Regions from separate parts of the Homo sapiens genome. Here region 2 is linked to region 1. Evidence: chromatin loops called from intact Hi-C (ENCODE). Cell type or tissue: breast epithelium. All regions are shown on one strand. Each heading gives the region's core, and the rest is flanking DNA. Links, peaks and the distances in the headings are about the cores only.

Region 1 (16,503 bases), core at 5,735-13,734:
TGGGCACAGGAGCATGGGCAGTCCACACCACACCACCTGCCCCAACCCTGTTCTCCTCAGCAGATTTTCAAGTTTGATGTAGAAAGCCCATCTATTCTTAAAATTTATAAAGGAATCTTATTTCCCTCTTCTCCAGTATTCAGAGCAGATTGGAGCTTAGGAAGAAACTCAGCTGCAAGCCTTTCAAATGGTACCTTGAAAATGTCTATCCAGAGTTAAGGTAAGTCCCCAGGGATCTGGGGTTTCACTTTGTAAGGGCTTAGAAGCCAGTAAGGCCATAGAAGCAGCAGAGGGGAAATGGAGGTGGGGCTGCAGGCATGAGATTGGGCACCTGGGCCCCAGTGAGAGCCTGTGGTCTCACTCCATGGTGTGGAGCTGAGAATCTGCTCCCAAGTTGGCCTGCTGCTGTCTCTGTCCTGCAGAGCTGCCCTCCCATGCTTCGGAGTCCCAGAGGCAGTCCCCCGGGCCTCACCTTGTTTTTGGCTTGTTCTCCATTGGCAAGGTGATGGGCTGGGTGACCTGAAGGACTGGTGTCTGACAGGCTCTTCGAGTGACCAGGAGCAGTCCCCAGCCTCCGCAAGCATGCAGTGTCTGCAGCCAGCCCTCGATCCCCCCGCCAGGCGCCTTTGCATGCCTCCGATCTGCTGCGCTCACCCTTGCTGCTCCTGTGGGCCAGCAGATAACAGCCCCCACGAGGCTCCCTCCTCCCAGCTAGGTTAATCACATGTGAAACGGAAGTAATAATGCTGCTGCCCCACGTCCCTCCGGAGGATTCATGGCAGAAACACCTTTCTGAGCATTATTTCCACACCCAGCCTCTTGTTTTAAGCGAATACGAGCTCCCCATCTGGAGGGACCTGCTGATAACCTCGTGAGAAGACCTATAGATCCGCTGGGGTGGAGGAGCCATCTGCACTTCATCTTCTTAAAGGGACTGTCAGGCAGGTCGTGCCTTAATGCGGCACATTCCTTATTCTAAATATTCCCAGAGCATTTTACAGCGGCTCACATATCTCCAGCACAGTGCCTGCGAACGCAAGACTTGCCACCATTATCTTTCCGCTAACAGCTCCTTCAGAGCCCTTGTCACGGAGATTTGTTGGACAGTTAGGTAATGCGGCCTCTCTCTGTTGCTCCTGTTCGCTCACTTGGCTCTTTGGAACCGTTTCCTCTGCTTTTCAAGTAACATGCCAGGCGCCAGGTGGCCCATGCCCCCTAGGAGGAGAACAGGAGAGAACACAGCGTCCTTCTCCCTCGGATCCCTGCCGTGCAGGACAGCTTTTGCTGGGGATTGAGAGCACCAGATGGTCACCAGCGATGGTCACCTGCAGCGGCAAGGGTGCACTGGTCACAGTTGCTGGTTGCAGGGCCCTGGTCTTCTTCCTGCCAGCTCTGTCCTCTCGGCCATGTGCACTCAACCCAAAAGAACCCATTCTGCCTCTGTGTCTGGCCCCAGAATATGATGTCTACACCTCCTGCCTGGTGTCCCTATACAACAGATTCTTGACTGTGGGCACTAAGGCGGCTGCTCATCAACTCTCCGTCAGCCAAAGAGGGGCTTCAATTCAGTGGATTTTAACCCAACCATGCCACTCACTTTGCTTTTTCAGTCACAGTTGACTGCCATTTCTCACAGAGGTCACCCATGGTTTGTAGTGACACTGGGCCCCGCACCCACTGAAGACCACATCTGAGGCACTGAGCACCATCCTGGCTGGCAAATCTGCTTCCCCTGTCTGTGGGGGGTGAGGGAGACATCAGCCTCGTGTTTTGTGTCTGTAATATCACCGCCGTTTACTGAGTGCCTCCTACGAGCCAGGCACTGGGCCGTGTGCTTTACACGAAATGTTCTATGTAACACTTGCAGCAGATCTGGGTAGCCCATAGCCTACCAAAGGGCAAATCGAGCTTCAGAGAAAGTGAGTCTTGCCTGAAAGCCAGCACCTGGCAGAGGTGGGCTGAGGTTTGGATCTGGTTCTGAAGCACGTTGTTCTTCCCCGTGGCTGTGGCTTTGTTCACATTAGACCACCTGACAAGTCTGCCCACCTTTCCCGTCTTTACTGGATAAAGGTCAGATCCTAAGTGTATTGGAAAGTTCAAGGCAACAGGATCTGACCACATTGATTTTCTAAATGACTTCCAATAAGACTAACATTGAAGAGTATCAGGAGCTTTTCCTTCCTTTCCAAAAAAAAAAAAAAAAAAAAATGACCTGATATAGAATATAAAGAATACTTCTGCAACATACAGTCTTAAAGTGTTGGAAGTCCAGAGCCTGGGAGAAATGCCGTGTCCCTGACACACACTACCTGTGGTAGGAAGAGGCACGATGCCTAGTCACTGGGTCTTTCTCTCGTTCCTGTCACCTGTCATGAGGCCACTGAGCAAAGGGGCTGGTGGACGGGAGCTGGTGGTCATGTGCAGTGAAGCAGGTGATTCTCACGTTGTTTTTCAGGGTTCCAGACCATCAGGATATAGCTTTTGGGGCCTTGCAGCAGGGAACTAACTGCCTCGACACTTTGGGACACTTTGCTGATGGTGTGGTTGGAGTTTATGAATGTCACAATGCTGGGGGAAACCAGGTATGTGCATGGGGAAGCCAGGTCACCTGCAGGCCCAGAGAGAGCAGGAGTTGGGGGGGTCCTGATGTTAGAAGTCCCAGCTGCCACCTTTCTCCTGGGATGGGTGATGTCTATGAGGAAGCACCTGGCTCCTGCTGGCCACAGCCTCTTTGGCAGCCAGCACCAGGGCCAGATAGAATGTCACACACTTTGGTGCATCAGCTCTGTCATCAGCTTCGGACCAGGCTCTGCTGCAGCGGCAAGGGTGCACTGGTCACAGTTGCTGGTTGCAGGGCCCTGGTCTTCCTGCCAGCTCTGTCCTCTCGGCCATGTGCACTCAACCGCAAAGCACCCATTCTGCCTCTGCGTCTGGCCCCAGAATATGATGTCTACACCTCCTGCCTGGTATGCCTATACAACAGATTCTTAACTGTGGGCACTAAGGCGGCTGCTAGTTATAGCCCCTGCCTGTTAGATAATAGCTTAAGATAGAAGATACTCAGTATTAATTGCTTCCATTGCACACATACACACCTTTTCTGAGAGGCATAAAAATGCACAACCGCCAGGCGCCGTGGCGCACGCCTGTAATCCCAACACTTTGGGAGGCTGTGGTGGGTGGATCACCTAAGGTCAGGAGTTCAAGACCAGCCTGGCCGACATGGTGAAACCCATCTCTGCTAAAAATAAAAAAAAAATTAGCCAAGCGTGGTGGCGGGCACCTGTAATCCCAGCTACCCGAGAGGCTGAGGCAGGAGAATTGCCTGAACCCGGGAGGCAGAGGTTGCTGTGAGCTGAGATCACACCATTGCATTCCAGCCCAGGCTACAAGAGCAAAGCTCTGTCTCAAAAAACAAACAAACAAACAAACAGAAAAACCCACTACCTTCTCTTCTCCCATCATTGCAAAGGAGAGACAAAATGAAGGCTTGATGGGCCCAGCTGAGACTTCGGATTCTAAAAACAGTTTTCCCATGAGATAATAATAGGAATTGGGTGAAATGTGAGCTTCATGCACCAAAGGGTAATCCTGTGTGCTCTTACCCCCTTCCTGAAAACTTGCCTGGCACTGGGAGAGCCTGCAGTTTTAAAAAAGGCAGGTTAACTCCGTGTGTGTATCCTGAATGTATTGATTTCTTAACTTTCTTTAACTGGAAGTATTTTTGAAAGGGGGCATGTGCTTTTGTGTAAAGCTGGGTCCTCCTCCCAAGTGAGTGTCCAGGCAGACTGCAATCCACAAATACCTTGACTCCTTTCTTCACTTGGTGATGTGGTTTTAGCAGTTACTTGCAATGGCCTGGACATCCTAAATTAGAAGAGAGAGAGGAACCTGCCTGCCTGGGGCTTGACTGGGCCAGTCCCCATCCAGCATGGGCATGGGGCAGGTAGCCAGGGCCTGGCCCTGGTTCCCCTAAATCTCCAGCCCTTAAATAGAAGATACTTGGCGTTGATGAGTTAGAAAATGAGAGAGAGCCTCATTTTCTCGTGTGGTTTTGGTAGAGTTGATCCTGGATTCTCCGTATCAGCGTCAACAGTCTCGATGGTTCAGAATAGCTAAATGTGATGCTATGTTTGGGTAAGAGCCAATGGGTCAGGTTTGCCGACAGATATGAGTGTGCTTCCAGTGCCTGTGCACGTGTGTGACACACACACACACACACACACACACACAATAGCACATATGCTCATCACGTTCTCACACAACAGCTCTCTTCTCCTGATTCCCGGGCTCAGTCCCCCTCTCTTCCTTGTGCACATGCACCTAGACTCATGTGCTGCTTCTTTCTTCTTTTTCTGTTACTCAGATGCAGAGCTTGTTTTGCTCTCTGTTTCGTGTACATGACTTCATATCATTGATCTCTGTCCTTTTGATAAATATTGTTGGAGGGTTTTTTACTTGGCAGTACTATTTTGCTAGAGAAAGGGATTAGAAGGCAAACAAAGCAATCCCTTGCCTTCCAGAACTCACAGTTGAGCAGAGGAGCCACTGTGGGTTATGAAACAGAGGAGGCACCTGCTCACCTCTGTGCTGTCCAGGTGGCTGCGCCTCCTGTTATTCCGGCTGCCCTCACCTCCATGTTTAATCACTGGGCTTCCCTCTGCTGTGTGGCAGGACTGCATGCCATTCCCAGGCTCCCAGGGCCTGGCGTCTGTGTGTAGCCTCTGGGCTGTGAGGACACTCCCCAGGGAGCAGGCTTCAGGTGTGGGTGCACACACAAGCCAGCCTTCAGCTATAGCCTGAGGGACCAGTTTTAGGTATTTCACACTGTAGCAGGTCAGCCCCCCTGGGTACTCGTCACAGGCCCCACCCGTGTCAGGAGTCACCTGGAGGGAGGAACCCATACAGGGGGAGGGAAGAACAAACAGAGTGGAAGACGAAGCGGGTGAAAGGAGGAGGAGCCAGCTGGTATTGGTGGGGTGGGCAGAGGCGGAGGGGAAGGTGCCATCCCCACCGTGTCCATGCTTCTGTGTCCTTGTAGCTCCTCCATCCAAGACCCTGCTGTTAACTGTGTTCTCAGTCACTGCTGGGAAGCGGGGGGCCCAGGGGACTCACTCAGAGGTGATGGAGGGCGCCGTGCGGTGCTGCTGTGGGTCCCGCTGTGGTCCAGGTGTGACTGGAGGAGGCGTCTCCGCTGGCTGTGTTCCTTCTACACTGATAACAGCGTGTTTATTTCCATGGTTTGGGCTTTGTTCTTGAGATCTGGAAAGCAGTGAGCTTGGGGAGAGATGTTTTATGTGTTTCCATCTAGAACCATAGTGAAAATCCACCGAAATGCCCTCAGAAAAGTGGAGCTCTGTGAGGGAGGGGGAAATGATGGGTCTCATTCTCAGCAAGCTGGGTTTCATCTAAACCGGACAGACGGTGCTGCAAGGCTTGGTCGATCACACAGCATTAATGCAGATTTCACCAAATGCAGACATGTGGATAATTCGTGTAGGGTTGGGTGAAGCTTACCTCTGGTCTGTGGATGACAAAACGGACGAGGTGCCCACCCAGGTTCCGTACTGTCTGGGTGTTGGGCCTCTTGTGATCCCTGGCCAGCCTCACCTCCGTGTTTAATCTCTGGAGTTCCCACTGTCACTCTGCAGTGTTCTGATGATTTATGGAAGGTTGGAGAGGTCACTCCTTTCTGTGTCAGCGCCTCTGCTGGAAAGCGACACACCTTACGCTACAGCACATTAAACAGAAGCGTGTGCTCAGGCCCCGGCCGAGAGAGTTCGTCATCAGAGTCTCGGGCCCCAGCTTCATCCCCTGTGCGTCAGGCTCTGTGACTGGCTCACCCCCCGCCAGCATTGCACCTTAATTACCGCACAGCTAGTAACACGAGACAGAGTCTGGGCCCTGTGGAGGTGGCAGGTCTACGGGAACCAAAGACTTTGTCTGTGTAGCTGCTGCCTGTGACCCTCCTCACCTGCCCTCAGGAGGACAGCCTGTGTCCCGCCTTCAGGGCTGTGGCCCTCACCCCCCGGTCCTGCCCAGTAGAGAGTCTCCAGGATTCCTCTCTGCACAGTGCTGAGGGCAGCCACAGCACAGACCTTTGACACAGAGCGCCCATTCCTTGCCTCTGCACCAACTTCAGGGGTCAGCAAAGGGCTGTGCCAAGGAGTGAACAAGATCGGGTCTGCAGGGTGTGTCTCCCACTCTGCTTTTGCTTTTCCTTCTTGCTGTTGTGCAGCCATTACTGTTCTCACATGTGGGCTTTCCCTTCCTTTCCAGCAGTAAGTGCTGACTCCCTGCTCACTCTCTGTCCCCCTCCAATGGCCACATCCTGGGATTGCTCAGAGAAATTTTTTTTTTCTTTTTTTTTTTTTGAGACGGAGTTTGGCTGTGTTGCCCAGGCTTTTTTTTTTTTTTTGAGACGGAGTTTGGCTGTGTTGCCCAGGCTGGAGTGCAGTGGTGCAATCTCGGCTCACTGCCACCTCCGCCTCCCAGGTTCAAGCCATTCTCCTGCCTCAGCCTCTCAAGTAGCAGGGATTACAGGCACGTGCCACCACACCCGGCTAATTTTTGTATGTTTAGTAGAGACGGGATTCCACTATGTTGGCCAGGCTGGTCTCGAACTCGTGACCTCAAGTGATCCACATGCCTCAGCCTCCCAAAGTGCTGGGGTTACAGGCGTGAGCCACCACAACCAGCCTGCCCAGAGAACTTTTACAAAATGCTGATGCCAGGTGCTATGCCCAGAGAGCCTGATCTAATTTGTCTAGGGTCAGAGGGCACCACCAGATCTCTAAGAGCTAACAAGTGATTCTAAATGAGGATTTGGCCTGCTGTAGTGGTACACACCTGTAATTTCAGCACTTTAGGAAGCCAAGGCAGGAGGATTGCTTGAGGCCAGGAGTTCAAGACCAGGCTGGACAACATAGGGAAGCTCCGTCTTTACAAAAAAAAAAAAAAGATTAGCCAGTTGTGATGACCTGTGCCTGTAGTCCAAGCTACTCAGGAGGCTGAGATGGGAGGATTGCTAAAGCCCAAGAGGTCGAGGCTGTAGTGAGCTGTGATTGCACCACTACACTCCAGCCTGAACAACAGAGTGAGACCATGTTCCTAAAATAATGTAAAATAAATTAGGGCCGGGCACGGTGGCTCACGCCTGTAATCCCAGCACTTTGGGAGGCTGAGGTGGGTGAATCACGAGGTCTGGAGTTCGAGACCAGCCTGGCCAACATGGTGAAACCCCGTCTCTACTAAAAATACAAAAGATTAGCTGGGCATGGTAGTGGGCACCTGTAATCCCAGCTACTCGGGGAGCTGAGGCAGAAGAATCACTTGAACCCGGGAGGTGGAGGTTGCAGTGAGCCGAGATCGCACCACTATACTCCAGCCTGGGTGACAGTGTGAGATTCTGTCTCAAAAAAATAAATAAAAATTTTTAAAAAATAGGAGTTGAGGAGCAAGCGTTTTCTAGTGGAAAGATGAACACATCAGCACATACAATGTGATGTGAGATGGCAGGATGACATGATGTATGTTACACCCTCAGCTTGGGAGCACCTTACTGCCTGGGCCAGTCTGGGGCCAGTGGGCTACTATCAGTACTTTCCAATAGAACCATGTGCTATGATGGGGATGCTCTACATCTGCCATTCAGTATATCAGCCACATTGTGGCAACTGGGCACTTGAAATATGACTAGTGTGAATTACAAGTTTAATTTCATTTCATTCTGGTGAATTTAAATGCAAATGGCCCTGGGTGCCCTGTAGCTAGCACATTAGACAGTACGGCTCAGATATTCCAGCTCACAAACCCACTGTGCGTGAGTCCTCTCTGAACCGATAGAAAGTGATGCTTTTTTGCATAGCGTGTGACACGGATGAGAAACGAGAGGGTAAGTAATATTTCCCAACTGAAAATAGGGCCTGGTGCTTTGGAAGAGTGAGGTTTGTTATCTGGTTTCCGGCTGAGCCTTGGCAGACACACAGGAAATGAGAAAATTAATGGCCATGCCTTTTAAGAGTGGCAGCTCAAAAAAGCATTTCTTAAATATTTATGAACTTTATTTTACAAATTCAGATAATTGAAATGCAACAGAAGAACAAAACGGCAACTAGCTCTGTTGTTTGCCCAGCTGAATTAGTTTTTCTGGAATCCTGTGTAAAGTCTGCTTTACAGTAATTAAGCACACAATAGCAAGGAGGTTGTAAAAACATTCAGACATGATCTTTAACTGGGTGTCAGCAGACCATCCAGCATCCGCCAACACCTGCTGCCAGGGACAGTCTGGAACCCTTCTCCATACCAGCGTTGTCCCTCTTACTCAGGACTCTCCTCTTCACTGTGAGTGGGCGTCTCTGTGTACCACAGTTTCACACATCCTGGTGGTGTCCCCAGCCCCTGTGAGTGCAGGGACGGAACAATGTGCTTCTTCCTGGCCCTCTCCATCCTGAACGCCATCTGCCTATGGGAAACACACACGGCTTCCTCTCTACACTCCACACCTTCCATACTCTGTGACCCAGTGAATAGGAAAAAAGCTGCTTTTCCTCCTTTATACTCTCACAAAACTTCTCACCTCTGACACCAGCCCTGTGGGCTTTTCCCCCCACACCAAGCAATTCTCCAATTCTCCAATTCTCTGCGGACACTGAGTGTCATGCCTGTCAACTCAGTTCTGACACTGCCTACCCAGAGTTAGCACAGACCCCACGGGTTATGGGCTTCCTCCCACAAGATGCTTCTACTCCAGATGCCAGTCACAAGTCCAAGTTGTCACCTGCTGTCTGACTGTAAATCAGGGCTCCCGCGACCTCGCCTTGAATTCATTCATTTGCAAGAATAGTTCATAGAACTCAGGAAAACGGTTTACTTCGTGGCTTACCTGTTCATTAGGAAAGACTGAAACCCAGGAGCAGCTGGACGGGAGAGATGCATAGCACGCGGTGTGGAGGTGGGGTGTTGGAGCTTCCACGCCCTCTCCAGGTGTGCCGCTCTCCCAGCGCCTCCGCATGTCCGGCAGCCACATCCCGGAGTGCAAGGACTTTGACGGAGGCCTCATCACATGGGCATGATCTCCAGCTCCTCTTCCCTTCCCAGAGGATGGGGTGGCGGGGGACTGACGGTTTCAAGCTTCTCAGCATAACCTGGTCTTTCTGGTGACCAGCCCCGTCCAGGAGCCCATTAGAGTTGCTTCATTAGAACAAGACACTCCCATCACCCAATAAATTCCAAGGGAGTAGGAGCTGTTTGTTGGGAACCGGGGTCAAAGACCAAACACTAGAATGAAAGATGCTCCTAAAACCCCTGTGGCTCAGGAAATGACAAGGGTTTTAGGAGCCTTGTGATTGTGCCAGAGACCAAATAATTATTTTTATGATGTCACACTGTCCTAGAGTATGGGTGACGTGAGTGCCTGTGGGTGCTTGGAAGAGCTGGCTGGAACTCACCCATGTTGAATGACAGCATCATAGAATGTTGGGATTCGACTCAGGGTCGGGTGGCCTTCCCCAGAGAAGGTGGCCGGCAGGGCTGGGTGGGTCAGGGCTGCCTCCATGCCGTGTTTGGAATGCTACAGTGCACAGGCCAAGCAGGTGCTTCTACTCTAGGACTCTTCAGAGCCTTTAATAGACTGAATTTCCGAGAGATAAACACAGCACAAAGTCTGTTTCCCAAATTCATTTGACCTAGAATCCGTCTTTCCTAGGATTCCTCACAGAGTAGAATGTGAGGAACACTAATTAAAAGGTGAGAAAATGGAAGACCCGGGAAGTGAGCAGGCTTGCCCAAGCCTCCCTCCCTGTTAGGGGAGGAGGAAGTCTTCAGACAGGTGAAGGTGTCTTCACTGATTCCTAGACGGGTGTCCGTGCCTCTGCATCCCCTCTGCTGATGCTGAGAGCTGGAGATGGTGCATCCCGCCAGTGGTTGTATAAGGTCTGAATGCTAGAATCTTTAGGGTTTGGTTTGGTTTGGTTTGGTTCGGTTCGGTTCAGTTCGGTTTGGAGACAGGGTCTCGGTCTGTCACCCAGGCTAGAATGCAGTGGCACAATCACAGTTCACTGCAGCCTCGGCCTCCCAGGTTGAAGCAATCCTTCCACCTCAGCCTCCCAAGTAGCTGGGACCACAGGCATGCACTGCCACACCCGGTCAACTTATTTTTTATTTTTAGTACAAACAAGGTCTCGCTATGTTGCCTAGGCTGATCTTGAACTCCTGGCATTAAGCAGTTCTCCCGCCTTGGCCCCCAAAGTGCTGGGATTATAGATAGGCCTGAGCCACCACACCGGGCTGCATCTTCACCTTTTAATGTTTTTCTAATGACGGACTATTTGTTCCAACATGATACAGATACTAGACAGTGAGGCTTCTTTAAACACTATTTGTTCCTTTCCTTACCTCTGTTTCCAAGAACCAAGAAAAAAACAGTGTCTTCATAGCACATAATAGTGCCTGAAGTTGCAGAATACATTTATTTGTGTGTCTTTCATGTTCCCCACTAGAAAGGGAGCCTGGCTCTGTGACAGCGCCGGTGTCATACAGGTGTGCAGCAGGTGGTCATGGGACAGACCGATAGAAAGACAGACAGACAGACGGAGGGGAGGGCCACTGCAGCGTGCTGGGGCTTAGAGAGGAAGGGGATGGAAGTGGATAGTGAGTCCCTGTGGGGTTTTAAACTGGAAAGGGCCTTGCTGCCCCTCGATATTAAGGGGTGTTCATCCCTTTGAGTGGGACAAATGGAGAGTGATGGTCAGAAGCCTCACCTTCCAGTCCCTGCTGTGGCCCTGCCTGGAACAGGCTCCGGCCTCCTCTGCCACCTGGGACCATGTCTCATTTAGTATCCAAAATGGTTGTCCTCTCACCCTGTCACAGCCTTTAACTTGTGTGTGTTTGTACATATATGTGTGTGTTTGTTTGTTAACATCATGGTGTGTTATTTAAACACTCTCTAGCTCAGTTTTCTCATCTATAAAATGAGAATAATAATAGCCCTCATGGAGCTGTTGTATAAAGGGCTTAAAATAATGCTTGGCACATAGCACCCCATTAAATTTAGCTGTAATGTATTCAAAGAAATTCATAGATCTATTCCTCCAGTTTTCAGAGGGCTTCATGAGCACCCATAGATCAATTAGCATTCACTTAGGAGGCTATACACGATATATTTTGCTTACATATGCAATGTGTTATTTACTACAGTTCACATTCATCAATGCTGTTTGCAGGCCATACCTGCATGAGGGCAGAGTCATTCCAAAATAGCATGGGTGGACCAGTTGCCAACTGTCTACCTGGTGTATAACCAAGCTTGTGCCACAGTTTTTACAGCTCACATTGAATTATAGAAAAATGAACAAGGCAGTCTAACTTGTATTTGGGGCTAAAATAGTTAATAGTTTTATTTTAGTTACTGAGGTCCTCAAAGCACTTCTGCACATCACTCAGCCAACTTACTGCTCAGTTGTGAGGTTCTCCCACATCTCTGATGTTATAAATTTGCCCTTAGGCAAAAAGTAATTGTTTCGTTCTCAGTTGGCTCAGGGGTTCTGAATCTAAGCTCCACCCCGTGACCCATTTCCTTTTTGAGCCCTCATCGATGCCCCTTCTTTCCTTTCACAGCCCGGTGCATAGCACGCCTCTGACTTCTGGTTTTGTGTTCCAGGAATGGGCCTTGACGAAGGAGAAGTCGGTGAAGCACATGGATTTGTGCCTTACTGTGGTGGACCGGGCACCGGGCTCTCTTATAAAGCTGCAGGGCTGCCGAGAAAATGACAGCAGACAGGTACGGCTTGCAGGCACCCGTGGGTGCCCGTGATTAACCCAGACCAGGGTAGCCACGGCCTGCGCCCTCTTGCTCTGTGCTGCCTCTCAAAGCATCCATCTCTGCGTGTACTTATGTGTTCTTTTGCATCACTGTGAATAATGTCTAGCTGCCCTATTAGACTTAAGCCACAAACCTAATGTTGCTTATTTCTGATTATATTCTCATTCTCTTCCCTATGCCGCTGAAAATTTAAAGAGAAATTATCTACTTTTGTTTATTCATCAAATACTTTTTTCTATTTCAATTTACAAAAATTCTAAATGATTAATGTTCACATGGATGGTACTCGATACATAATGCAAGTGTGTGTGTCTATGTGTGTATATATGTGAGCATATATATACACACATATATACACACCACATATATATACATGCTACATATATACATATATACATGCCACATATATACATATATACACGCCACATATATACACATATATACATGCCACATATATACGTATATATATACACACCACATATATATACATGTATACACACCACATATATATACATATATATACACACCACATATACATATATACACACCACATATACATATACCTGCCACATATATACATATATAAACACCACATATATATACATATGCATGCCACATATATGCATATGTAAACACCGCATATATACATATATACACACCACATGTATACGTATATATAGATGCCACATTTATACATATATAAACGCCACATATATATACACACCACATATGTATACATATATATACATGCCACATATACATCTATAAACACCACATGTATACACGCCACATATATACATATGTAAACACCACATATATACACACCACATATATATACACGCCACATATATACATATATACAAACACCACATATATATACATATACACACACACACCACAGATACATACATATATATACATGCCACATAGATATACATATATAAACGCCACATATATATACATATAAACACACCATATATATACATATAGATACATGCTACATTTATATAAACACCACATATATATACGCCACATAGATATACAAGCACAACATATATACATGCCACATGTATACATATGTAAACACCACATATATATACACACCACATATACACACCACATATATATATACAAACACCACATATATATACATATATACATACACCACAGATATATACATATATATACATGCCACATATATATACAAATATACATGCCACATATATACATGTATATACATGCCACATAGATATACATATATAAATGCCACAGATATATACATATATAAACACCACATATATACATAGACACCACAGATACATACATATATACATGCCACATATATATACGTATATATACATGCCACATATATATACGTATATATACATGCCACATATATATACGTATATATACATGCCACATATATATACGTATATACATGCCACATATATATACGTATATATACATGCCACATATATATACATATATAAACACATATATACATATATAGACACCACAGATATATACATATATATACACACCACATATATATACATATATACACACACACACATATACACACAGTTTCTTTAAACATTTCAGAATAGACTTTCTACCTGCCTTGTAAGCCGGTTTTCTCTGACGTATTCCCTTGTGGCAGCTTGTGGACACACCCTTTCTCAAGGCATGGGGTAACAGTTAGTGTCAGGAATAGAAATGCAAGCACAAAAGGTCCTCCCTGTATGCCCATACTTGGAGTGCCTGCCCCTGTTCTTACAGTCGGTCCTTAGAGATAGATGGGATGTAGGGAAACTGAGGCACAGAACCTACTGGAGCCAAGAGCCTAAGCCAGCTTCTAGTCTAACCCTGATTTCACAACAGAAAAGTCTCAGAAAGTCATTGCCTCCACCCTGGAGTCATCTGGGAAGACCAAGGCCAGGACCGAGTCCCCGGTTCTGACCCCAGTTGTCAGGGAGACGCCTGCAGAGGGCCCTCTTTCACCTGTCTGTCTCCAAACCCCTGCGCCAGCTCTGGGTGCTCCTCCTTCCCTGCTCTGCAGAGTCCCAGCCTGTCCTGGCAGTGGGAGCCCCTCTCTAGGGTTCTGCTCACAATCCGCATCTCTAAATGTCCATCTGTGTTGATGACTTGATACCAAAATGTGTAAGGGAGTGCCTGTTAAACAAGAGAAGGCTAGCACCGCTTGGACCCAAACCACCTAGAAATTGCCTCACTCATTGGCCCCTCGAGAGGAAGCTCCTCGAGGGCAAGGCTGGCATCTGCTGAGCCAAGTACTGGGTGAGTCTCAAACACATTCCCCTGGGATGTAACGGAGCAGAGATGTCTTTGGATGTAATGGATTGATAAAGTGATGACTTTAGTTGACACCTTTTTAAAAAACAAATATTACTTCAATATTGCTTAATTTCAAGAATTGACAGGTGTTTCTGCTTCAGTCCCAGTTTTGGGGAACCATAACTGACACGGCTTAGGACCTTTGTGAAGCATGAAAAGACCTATAAATAATAAGTTTTTCTGGATGTATGGCATGTATAAATGGGGATCTGTTAGGTTTTAAACCCCAAGACTCAGGCTATTAGAGAGGATGTGGGGGCTGTTTCAGTAGAGTCTGACTGCCTTGAAAATCTGCGCTCCCCACCCCCAACCACAATCCCATCAGACAGACAGATCAGAGCCCACAAGGCCACCTGTGCGAGACGGAGCTGGGGTTTTGTTGTTGTTTTTCTAAGGTTCTTGATTTAGCTGATGCTTTGACACATGACAGGCAGTCCCTCCAGTGGCCAGAATCAGATTCCGTTCATTCCGAATTCTTTGTTGAGAAGATTCCTGGCTGCTCAGAGTAACAGGGCAGCCTCAATACATACACACTTTACATGACAATGGGGAAAAACAGCATGAGGGGTGATTGACAGCAACGAGGGAGCTGGAAATGAAAGAGGCAATGACAGGCACTTAGCAAAAGCCTCCCCGGCTCCTCTGATTGCACTGTCTTTCCCTGCTGGCAAGAACTCCAGGTGAGCAGGTGGACGGAAATAAGGAAAGCAGGGTACAAGTGACAACATCCTTGTGGTGTTTCGCGCAGGTCGGGTCCCCAGCACTGGGCTCCTCTGCCTGCACCGGCTCCTCCCTGCCTCACTCACTGGCCCCTCAAGAGGAAGCTCCTTAGCAAATTTTATCTTGGAACTGAACTGGCTTTGCCAGTTGGAACATTTGGTTTCCAGGCACGTCCATGTTTTCATATGTTGTGCATATTTGCAGAGTCAAAGGGGAAAGGGAGGCAGGAGTGAGAAAATTTAATTCTGCAATGTCAAAAGGATTTGCAAAAAATACTTAGGTGAAGGAGCTTTCGTGCACACAGTATAAAAAATTAATTAGAACCACAGACTTCATTATTTGAAACGAGCTTTGGGGAAGAAAAAAATGTTACTTTTTTTTTTTAAGAACAAACATTAGAGATTTTTAAAGGGGGATTTTTCTGTTTTTCTTTCTTTTTTTTTTTTTTTTTAAGAGACAGGATCTCACTCTGTTGCTTAAGACTGGAGTGCAGGGGTGGGTATGACCATAGCTCACTGCAGCCTCGAACTCCTGTGCCCAAGCGATCCTCCCACCTCAGCCTGCAAGGAGCTAGGACAACAGGCATGCACCACCATGCCCTGCTAATTTTTTTTAAAAAAAATGTTTGTAGAGATGGGTTCTTGCTATGTTGCCCAGGCTGGTCTTGAACTCCTGGCCTCAAGCGATCTTCCTGCCTCGGCCTCCCAAAGTGCTGGGATTAGTGTCGTGAGCCGCCTGCACTCAGGCTGAAAGGGGTATTTATGTTACTTGCTAAACAGGGCTCCTCAGATTTCCTTCAGGCTGGGTTGTGCACTTTGATTCTGGCTTAGTTGGTGGGTAACGGGTATGTGGGTTGAGTTTGGTTGTTCGCTTGATTTGAGTGTTAGTAAAGAGGCATCGTACCCTGTACTTTACAAGCGGCATGTTCAGAACTCAGCAAACATTGGTCCCTGCCATACAGAGCACCAGGGGGCTCAAGGGTAGCAGAGACAAGTTTCTCATATCCACCAAGGAGCTTGCACACCAGTAGAGAACAGACTACATAGAAATAGGCTTCTCAATGCTATGTTCTGTTCAAACAACCATCTCTCTTCCTGACATTTGGCCTGACACCGTTCCTCTGGCTCCCCCGAGCAGAAAGCCCTAAGTGGGAGCATGGAGGTGCCCAGACCAAGGCCTCCAGGCAGGGCTGCTTTCCAACAGCCAGGGGAGGATCTGGCCCTGCATTGTGTGGATCCCTTCTTGGGGTGAACCATCACTGGATCAAGCTTTCATACGAAGGCATGCAAATTCCCCTACATCAAATCCTGTGTTAATGACGAAGGGGTGGGTGCCCAGAGCTCTGGGGCTCAGAGGAGGGGACACCCACAGAAAGTTTGGGGCAGGAGACGTTCTGAGTTTTGATCCAAGGCAGAGAATATGTTTCCTTCCTGGGTCCCAGCAGCACCTGTGGCTGGTTTCCTGTGGGGCTGCTGCAAGCTCCTCGGCCGTTCAGATGAGAGGCTGGGAAAAACGTGTCTATCTGTGAGTTTTTAATGCAGCCACAAGGTCCTGAATTCACACGAATCTGTTTGTACTCCTTTGCTTGTGCCCACACTCTAAGGCACTCT
Region 2 (8,000 bases), core at 1-8,000, 140 kb after region 1:
TCTGAAATTTACTCCTAAAAATATTCAAAGAATACCTCTAAGCAGTGAACCAAGGATTTGTTCATGGGTTTGTGTCCATGAAACTGCATCATCCTGTGGATTGGTCAAATCCTCAAGTCTAGGAGATGAAAAGAAGGTAAGTCTTTACCTTAGAGAGCTACTGCTGGAGAGAATGGTGGAGACGTCACTGGCAGAAGTACCCTGTGTTCACAGTTGTAGCCCAAATTGCCTTGCCCAGTCCCCAGTCCCAACTGAATCGCTCTTAATTTTCACAAATGTGTGGTAGAGTGACTACAGGTACAATCAAGCCACTGACAGCATGAGAGGTTATTATATCTATACTACATTGTCAACCTTTATAATTTTGAATCTAATACAGTATAAATTTTTTAAACAAAATTTCAGGCAGTACTCTTGTATCCTAGAAATTCCTTCCATAATTGGCTTCGTCTTGACTTAAGCAAACATTTACCCACTTGGACAAAAATGTATATTTGATGTATCTTGTATGTATGTATGCATGTAATGTAAAAGAACAATCAATCTCTGGGACTGAGTATGATAAAAGTTAAATAAGAATTCCTGATATAGAAGGTCTTGTTGAGGGGAAAGTAGTCTTACCTGGGGAAATAGCATACTGTTTTCAAATGACTGTAGAGCAATACATATTTTATTGCGAAGTAGTCAAGAAGAAAGGGACAGTTATTAAAATAGAAAATAAATTACAATCGATTGATTTTTGACCATAGGTGTCAAAATAATTCAATGGGGGAAAAGCAGTTTTTTTCAATTAATGGTGCTGAAGCAACTGAATATCCACATGCAAAAGAAAAAATGGAAACCTTACATCATATACCAAAAAAACTCAAAATAGACCAAAGATGTAAATGCAAGCATAAAATGATCAAGCTCTTAGAAGAAAGCATAGGGTTAAATCTCAGTGATTTCAAACTTGTCAGTGGTTTCTTAGCTAGGACACCAAAAACAAGCAACCAGAGAAAAATAGATACATGGGATGTCACAAAATGTACAACTTTTGTGCTTCCAAGGACATCATGAAGAGAGTGAAAAGACAACCCACTAAATGGAAGAAAAAACTTGGAAGTCATATATCTGATAAGACTATATAAGGAATATTCGGAATATATAAAGAACTCTTACAACTCAATAAAAAGACAAATGACTCAATTTAAAAATGGGCAAAAGACTTTGATAGACAGTTCTCCAAATGGGATATGCAAATGGACAGTTGGCATATGAGAAGATGCTCAACATCATGAGTCATTCAGGAAACACAAGTCAAAACCTCAATGAGCTTCCACTTCACACCTACCAGGAAGGCTGGAATCAAAACAACAGGCATTAACAAGTGCTGACAAGAATATGAAGAAACTGGAACCTTCATACACTGCCACTGGGATTGTAAAATGGTACAGTCACTTTGGAAAACAGCCTGGTAGTTTCTCAAAACGTTGAATACAGAGTTATCAGATGACCCAGCAACTCCACTCCTGGGTATATACCCAAGAAAAATGAAAACCATGTCCACACGAAAACCTGTACATAAAGGTTTTGCCATTATTCATAATAGCCAATAGGTGAAAACAACCCAAATGTTCAACTGATGAATAAATAAAATGTGGTATATACACTCAATGGAATATTATTCAACAAGAAAAAGGACTGAAATACTGAGACATGTGACAACATGGATGAAGCTTGAAAACATTACACTAACTGAAAGAAGCCAGTCACAAAAGTCCACATATTATGATTCCATGTATATGAAATGTCTAGAATAGGCAAAGCTAAAGAGACAGAAAGGAGATTAATGGTAATTTAGATGGCTAAAGTTTCTTTATGGGGTGATGGAAATAGTTTCACCAACTGTGAATATACTAAAAGCCACTGAATTGTACACACTAAATGGCTGAATTATTTTATAATAAAGCTGTTACTAAAAAAATGGAAAGTGAAGAACTTCCATATTATCAAGTAAAAAAAAAAGGATAAACAACTTGATCAAAATATCAAAAATGGGGAAATGAGAAAAAAAGCTGAATCAATAAAATAAGGTGGAAGAAATAAAATCAAGCCTGTTTGTTATTACTTTAAATGTGTACATATTGATTTATCCAACTAAAGGGCCTATAAGGTTGTGTTAAAAATATATATAAATTTATGCTGTTCAAGAGACATACCTAAAAGGACAAATAGGGTTGAAAATAATACACAAAACAAGGAGATACCAGGCAAATGCAAAGAAGAAGGCAGGGATGGCAAAATTAACAGCAGACAAGCTGGACTTGAGCTTAAAGGCACTGATGGATAGAGTGGTATTACTAAATGCATGGTTTTGGAAGAAATATAAAAGGTAGACGTATGTGTGCACCAAATAATACAGCAACTAAAAATTCTTAAAATTCAAGAACATGACAAAAAGTTATTTCTCAAATGAGAATATTTCCCAGAGAGAAAATAATAAAGACATGAAGAAGAGAAATAGATCAACAGATACCCTTACTTCCCTCAAATAAGAATATATATTTTTTCTTACACCTATGCCACATTTTTAAAGATTAACTGCATATTTGGCAACAAAGAAAACCTTTGCAAACCTTTAAAATTAAAAATTTAAAGGATACTTCGTTGATCACAATCCAATAAAATGAGGATTAAATAATCAGGTAACCAAAAAATCTTAACTACTTAGAAATTAAGAAACATATTCTTAGATCAAAGAAGAAATCAAAAGGGGAACTGGAGGATATCTTGAAAGCAAGGGAAAAGAGAACACTTCATATCAAAATTTATAGAACACTCCAGAAGATTTACTCTGAGGAGACTTTAGTGTCAAATGCCTTCAATATTAATGAAGGTATTTTACAAATAAAAAGGAACTTTGCACTAATCTTAAGCAATTAGAAAAGGACAGCTTCTACTTCAAAAGGAAGATTTTACAAAAAAGATAAAAGTTCAAACTAATAAAAAATAAAAAAGGACACGTAAGCCCAAAGCTGGCTCTCTGAAGAGACCAATAAAATAGAAAAACCCCTCAAATGCCCAATTAAGCATAAGATAAAGAAAAGGTGAGTGTGGTGGGGGTGGTGAGGGGAAAGGTAGGGGAAGAGTAAAGGAAAAGGGAGAGAGGCCAGGTACAGTGGCTCACACTATCTGTAATCCCAGCACTTTGGGAGGCTGAAGTGGGAAGACTGTTTGTGCCCAGGAGCTCAAGACCAGCCTAGGCAACATAGCAAGACCCTGTCTACAAAAAATTAAGGAAAAAAAAAATTAGTCAGGTATGGTGGCACACGCCTGTAGTCCCAGCTACTCAGGAGGCTGGGGTGGGAGGATTGCTTGGGCCTGGGAAGTAAAGGCTGCAGTGTGCCATGATCGTGCCATCGCACTCCAGCCTGGGCAACAGAGCACAGACCCCCATCTCAAAAAAGGGCGGAGAGGGGAAGTGAGGGAGGATGTGCAAAAACAGACAAGATTATGATTGAGAGCAGGTATAAAAAAGCAAACGCAGTAGAAATTTTTTAAATCATTAAAAATATATACTGCATGGAACTTCATGTCAACAAATTTGAAAGCCTTAGAATAAACAAATGATTTCCTAAATATAAATCATCAAACTGATTCAGTAAGTGGAAAAAATCAGAAAAAGTCACCATGACCAGACAGGTTCACAGCTGAGTTTTATCTAACCCGTGATTCTACTATTAAATGGCAAAAGGCAATTAAGAAATAATAAACCAATTCATTTATGAAGCCAAGCATAATTTTAATTCCCAAACTTGAGAGATGAGAAATTATTAACAAATCTGGCTTATGATTGATTTGTTACAGAAACTCTGAACTAATATTAGCAAATAACATAATTCAGCTGTGTATCAAAGAGAACTACATACTGAGACCAACCTGGGTTTATCCCAGGAACATAAGGGTACCTCAGTACCAGGAAATCAATAAAATTCACTTCGTCAACAAATTAATTATGGAAAAGACTACAGAATCATAGGAATAATAGCAACAAATGCTAAAAAGGCATTTAATAAAAGTTTTTAAAAATGAAGTAAAATAGAAGATATTCATGAGAAGAGCTTGACAAAAGGTATATAAAACAAACCCGTATTTGTTAAACAATGAACTCTCCCCCCAAAAAGAAAAACCCTACACATGTACATGTATGCAAAAATGTGTTCATGTATGAGCACCAAGTTTTCTACATGGGTTATGTGGACAGAGATAGAGAAGGAGAAGGGAGGGAAATTCCAACAAAAAAGGGAAAAGGGTCAGAAAAAGGACTCCAGTCAAGAACCATGTATAATATTATATTAATGCTTATCAACGAAATTACAGTTGGCCCTTGAACAATGCAGGGGTTAAGGGGTTGACCCCAACCCAGTTGAAAATCTATGTATAATTTTCAACTTCCCCAAAACTCAACTACTAATAGCCTACTGTTGAGTGATATTAAGAAAATCATAAGGCAGAAAAAACATATTTTCTATTCATTAAGGGGAAATGGATCATCCTAAAGTCTTTTTTTTTTTTTTTTTTTGAGACAGAGTCTCGCTCTGTTGCCCAGGCTGGAGTGCAATGGCGTGATCTTGGCTCACTGCAGGCTCCACCTTCTGGGTTCACACCATTCTCCTGCCTCAGCCTCCCGAGTAGCTGGGACTACAGGCACCCACCACCACACCTGGCTAATTTTTTGTATTTTTAATAGAGATGGGGTTTCACCATGTTAGCCAGGATGGTCTCAATCTCCTGACCTCATGATCCACCCTCCTCGGCCTCCCAAAGTGCTGGGATTACAGGCATGAGCCACCGCGCCCGGCCCATCCTAAAGTCTTTATCCTCATCATCTTCACTGAGTAGGCTGAGGAGGAGGAGGAGGAAGAGGAGTGGTTGGTCTTGCTGTCTCAGGGGTGGAGGTGGAAGAAAATCTGTGTATAAGTGGACCCACCCAGTGCAAACCTGTGTTGTTCAAGAGTCAACTGTATATATTTTCGCATGCATAATTTTTTTAAAGATTGCATGCAATATCACAACGACTAATAAAAAGTCCTCCTTTTGTTTTTAAATCCACAACCACCACCTGCCTTCCCAGTCCAAGTTTCAGGGTAACATACAGTAAGTCATTAACAGGTTCTTGGAAATTGTGACTTTAAGCAAAATAATGTAAGAAAACCAGTATTTTTTCTCATCAACATTATAACAAAAAGACATTATTCAAGGGCCTGCGGTACATTGTTTTGCTTAAAGTTGCAGAAGAACCTACTGATGATGTTAAGTGAGGACTTACTGTGCTTTGTGGTAAATATTACCTTCAGTTGCACTCCCTAATGGAAATATGAATCAGACTACTGGTGGCATGCCGCTCAGAACTCAGGCACAGCCATCCACACTCCCACCCGGAACCAGACTCCCAGCTTGCCAACCTCCCTATTCTGTCTCAGAGGGAGATATTCTGGAGCTGTTAGGGAGCAGAATTTCGAGCAAAAAATTAGGTATGGTGGCACACACCTGTAGTCCCAGCTACTCAGGAGGCTGGGGTGGGAGGATTGCTTGGGCCTGGGAAGTAGGGGCTGCAGTGAGCCGTGATCGCATCATCGCACTCCAGCCTGGGCAACAGAGCACAGACCCCCATCTCATAAAAGGGCGGGGAGGGGAAGAGAGGGAGGATGTGCAAAAACAGACAAGATTATGATTGAGAGCAGGTATAAAAAAGCAAATGCAATGGAGATTTTTTAAATCATTAAAAAAATATACTGCATGAAACTTCATGTCATCCTTTGGTTTCCCTTGGTACCATCTGCATCTATCATGTTTTCTGTGGCTCTAAAGATGCCTTCACGCTGTCTCCTGCTGGGTGTTCCCTTAGGACCTAGGACAACCTGCTCGTGTCAGCACCTCTTACGCTGCATCACAACTATCTGTGGATCGGCCGTTTGTCTTCACCACCAGGAGTTATGCTGTTTGAGGGCTAGAACCTCTGCTTCTTATCAATCCCCAGTTTTTAACATAGTGCCTGGTGCAGAGTAGGCACTCTATAAATATCTGCCAAATGTATGAAATGTATTTGAAAGAAGATATGAAGCCTACACTCAAAAACTTCTCAGGGCTGTTCTACTTCCGTTTCATGTTAAAATTTCTACCTCTGCAGCTGATAAATTGATGGGGTGAAGGAACGCTGGCACACCCCAAGGTGCATGTGACTTAGGTTAGTCGTTTGGGATTACGAACATTGGATCACTCTTAGGAGCCCACCAGAGACAGTACAAAGGGTACTTGGCTGAATGTCTCCTGTGTAGGACCCTATATAATCCCATCTGGTGCCTGGAGTCACCCCTCTGGGAGATGACAATCTAGAGGCAGAGCTGGGACCAGTGTCTGTGTGTCTCCAAAGCTCTGTGCACATCGCAATGCCTTTCTGACAGGCAGAACCAAAGACAGCCGCGGATCTTCCCTCCTTCCCACCAAAGCATCCCACACACTACCTTCAGAAATGGGGGCTGCACTCTCTCAACTATTCCAATTTCCCCAGTGTCATTTGCCTTCTTCCTAAATTTACCTAATCTTTTTCAGAATGTTTGTATTTCTTCTCTGCTACACTTCTGGAAGAGACCGAGTCTATACATTTATAATACAAGGTGTGAGTTTACCCTTGCTATTATTTACCTGTAATTTACCTCTTTCGATCTTAAAGAAAAACAACTGTTGTCTCAATTTCCAATGAGGTTCTGTTCCAGGTCTCCACTGGCACTCTGAATGCACATCCCCCTAAGATGCCACAGGCTGTGCTCCAACACCCCAGCTCGCCTAAGAAAATGCAGCCAAGGAAAACACACAGGCAATTCAGCTGAAATATCAGCACTAAAGAGCAAACCAAATAGGACATTTGTATTCACCTTCGATGCTGGGACCTGAAGGAAGCAAATGTCATTACGTCAGATAAGGAAGGAGATGAAGACTGCTTTACATGTGCATTCTGAAGTGAATGTCTACTCACAGAACCTCACGTCTTCATGTGATCCACACCCACAAACTCAGCAGTGGAATTCCTGGGAACACTTATTTAAGATGGCACTGGTGGAAGATGTCACCTTCCCCAAACGCATAAAGTGCTCAAATAAGCCAGGTGCAGTGGCTCATGCATGCAATCCTAGCACTTTGGGAGGCAGAGGTGGAAGGATGGCTTGAGCCAGGAGTTTCAGACCAGCTTAGGCAACATAGTGAGACCTTGTCTTTACAAAAAAATTAAAAAGAATTAGGTGGGCATGGTGGCGCCTATCTGTAGTCTCCGCTGAGACTGCAGTCTTAGACTGAGGTGGGAGGACTGCTTGAGCCCAGGAGTTCAAGGCTGCAGTGAGCTGTGATCACACCAGTACACTCCAGCCTGGGTGACAGAACGAGACTCTGTCTAAAAAAAAAAAAAAGTGCTCAAATAAGAAAGATGCCCACTAACCACTCTGGGTGATTCCACTTGTTGACAGTCTTTCCTCCCAGAAAAATCTCCCTGTATCCTGATCCTTTATATTCTCTTTGTAACCCTGTTTCTCAAACTTGAGAAAATAGGTCTCTCCTTCTTCCCTATCTGGTTACTCCTAAGGTGACAGATTCCATTTGCAGTTGCTTTTGCCAGGGAAGCTTGCTGGAGGCTTTGAAACATCAAAATTGAATTTATCTACTGGCTTCCTGTCTGCTGCCTGGCAGAGATGAGTGCAGTGACCACTTCCCAGTGAGGCCTGTCATCTGCCCATGTGGGTCTCTCTTCCCCCATGGGCAGGCAGATGACAGACCTCAGTGAGAACGTCTGCTTACGTTGCACTGTTCAGAAACCAGGCAGCAGTCCCATCTCACTCCAAGAGGTGCAGCCATTTCCCAGAATACAAGGCAATGGGGGAAGACAGGTTTGCTATGCAATGATCATCTTTGGTTCAGAGCCCTTTGCAAGGGACTTGTTATAAATTAGTTGATCTGACCCACATATA

The links. Hi-C counts contacts between places; a loop is a spot of excess contacts. Peaks named below come from ENCODE experiments on the same cell type or tissue, not always from the same donor. Only the 100,000 strongest peaks of a DNase experiment are listed, where the experiment ranks them.
Region 2: it touches region 1 in a loop (14-fold over the local background); 1 of 110 quality-filtered maps calls a loop at or near these places.

The regions. Positions count from the first base shown.
Region 1 is chr1:230,262,786-230,279,288 of GRCh38, forward strand. It overlaps GALNT2 (polypeptide N-acetylgalactosaminyltransferase 2), which reads left to right. Exons shown (of 16, transcript NM_004481.5): 13 at 137-220; 14 at 2,456-2,582; 15 at 11,660-11,779. It overlaps LOC124904542, which reads right to left and starts at 9,325. Exons shown (of 5, transcript XR_007066928.1): 1 at 8,885-9,325; 2 at 6,850-6,940; 3 at 5,518-5,709. RefSeq lists enhancers at 2,331-2,831, 2,832-3,332, 4,421-4,931, 5,441-5,950, 5,951-6,459 and 1 more and a silencer at 5,695-5,924. In breast epithelium, for the core only: no CTCF peak of the experiment used is centred there; no DNase peak of the experiment used is centred there; H3K27ac peaks cover 1,684 bases.
Region 2 is chr1:230,407,843-230,415,842 of GRCh38, forward strand. The region is part of intron 1 of PGBD5 (piggyBac transposable element derived 5); the gene reads right to left. Among named protein-coding and RNA genes, the nearest start is that of PGBD5, 14 kb to the right of the region's middle. In breast epithelium, for the core only: no CTCF peak of the experiment used is centred there; no DNase peak of the experiment used is centred there; H3K27me3 peaks cover 801 bases.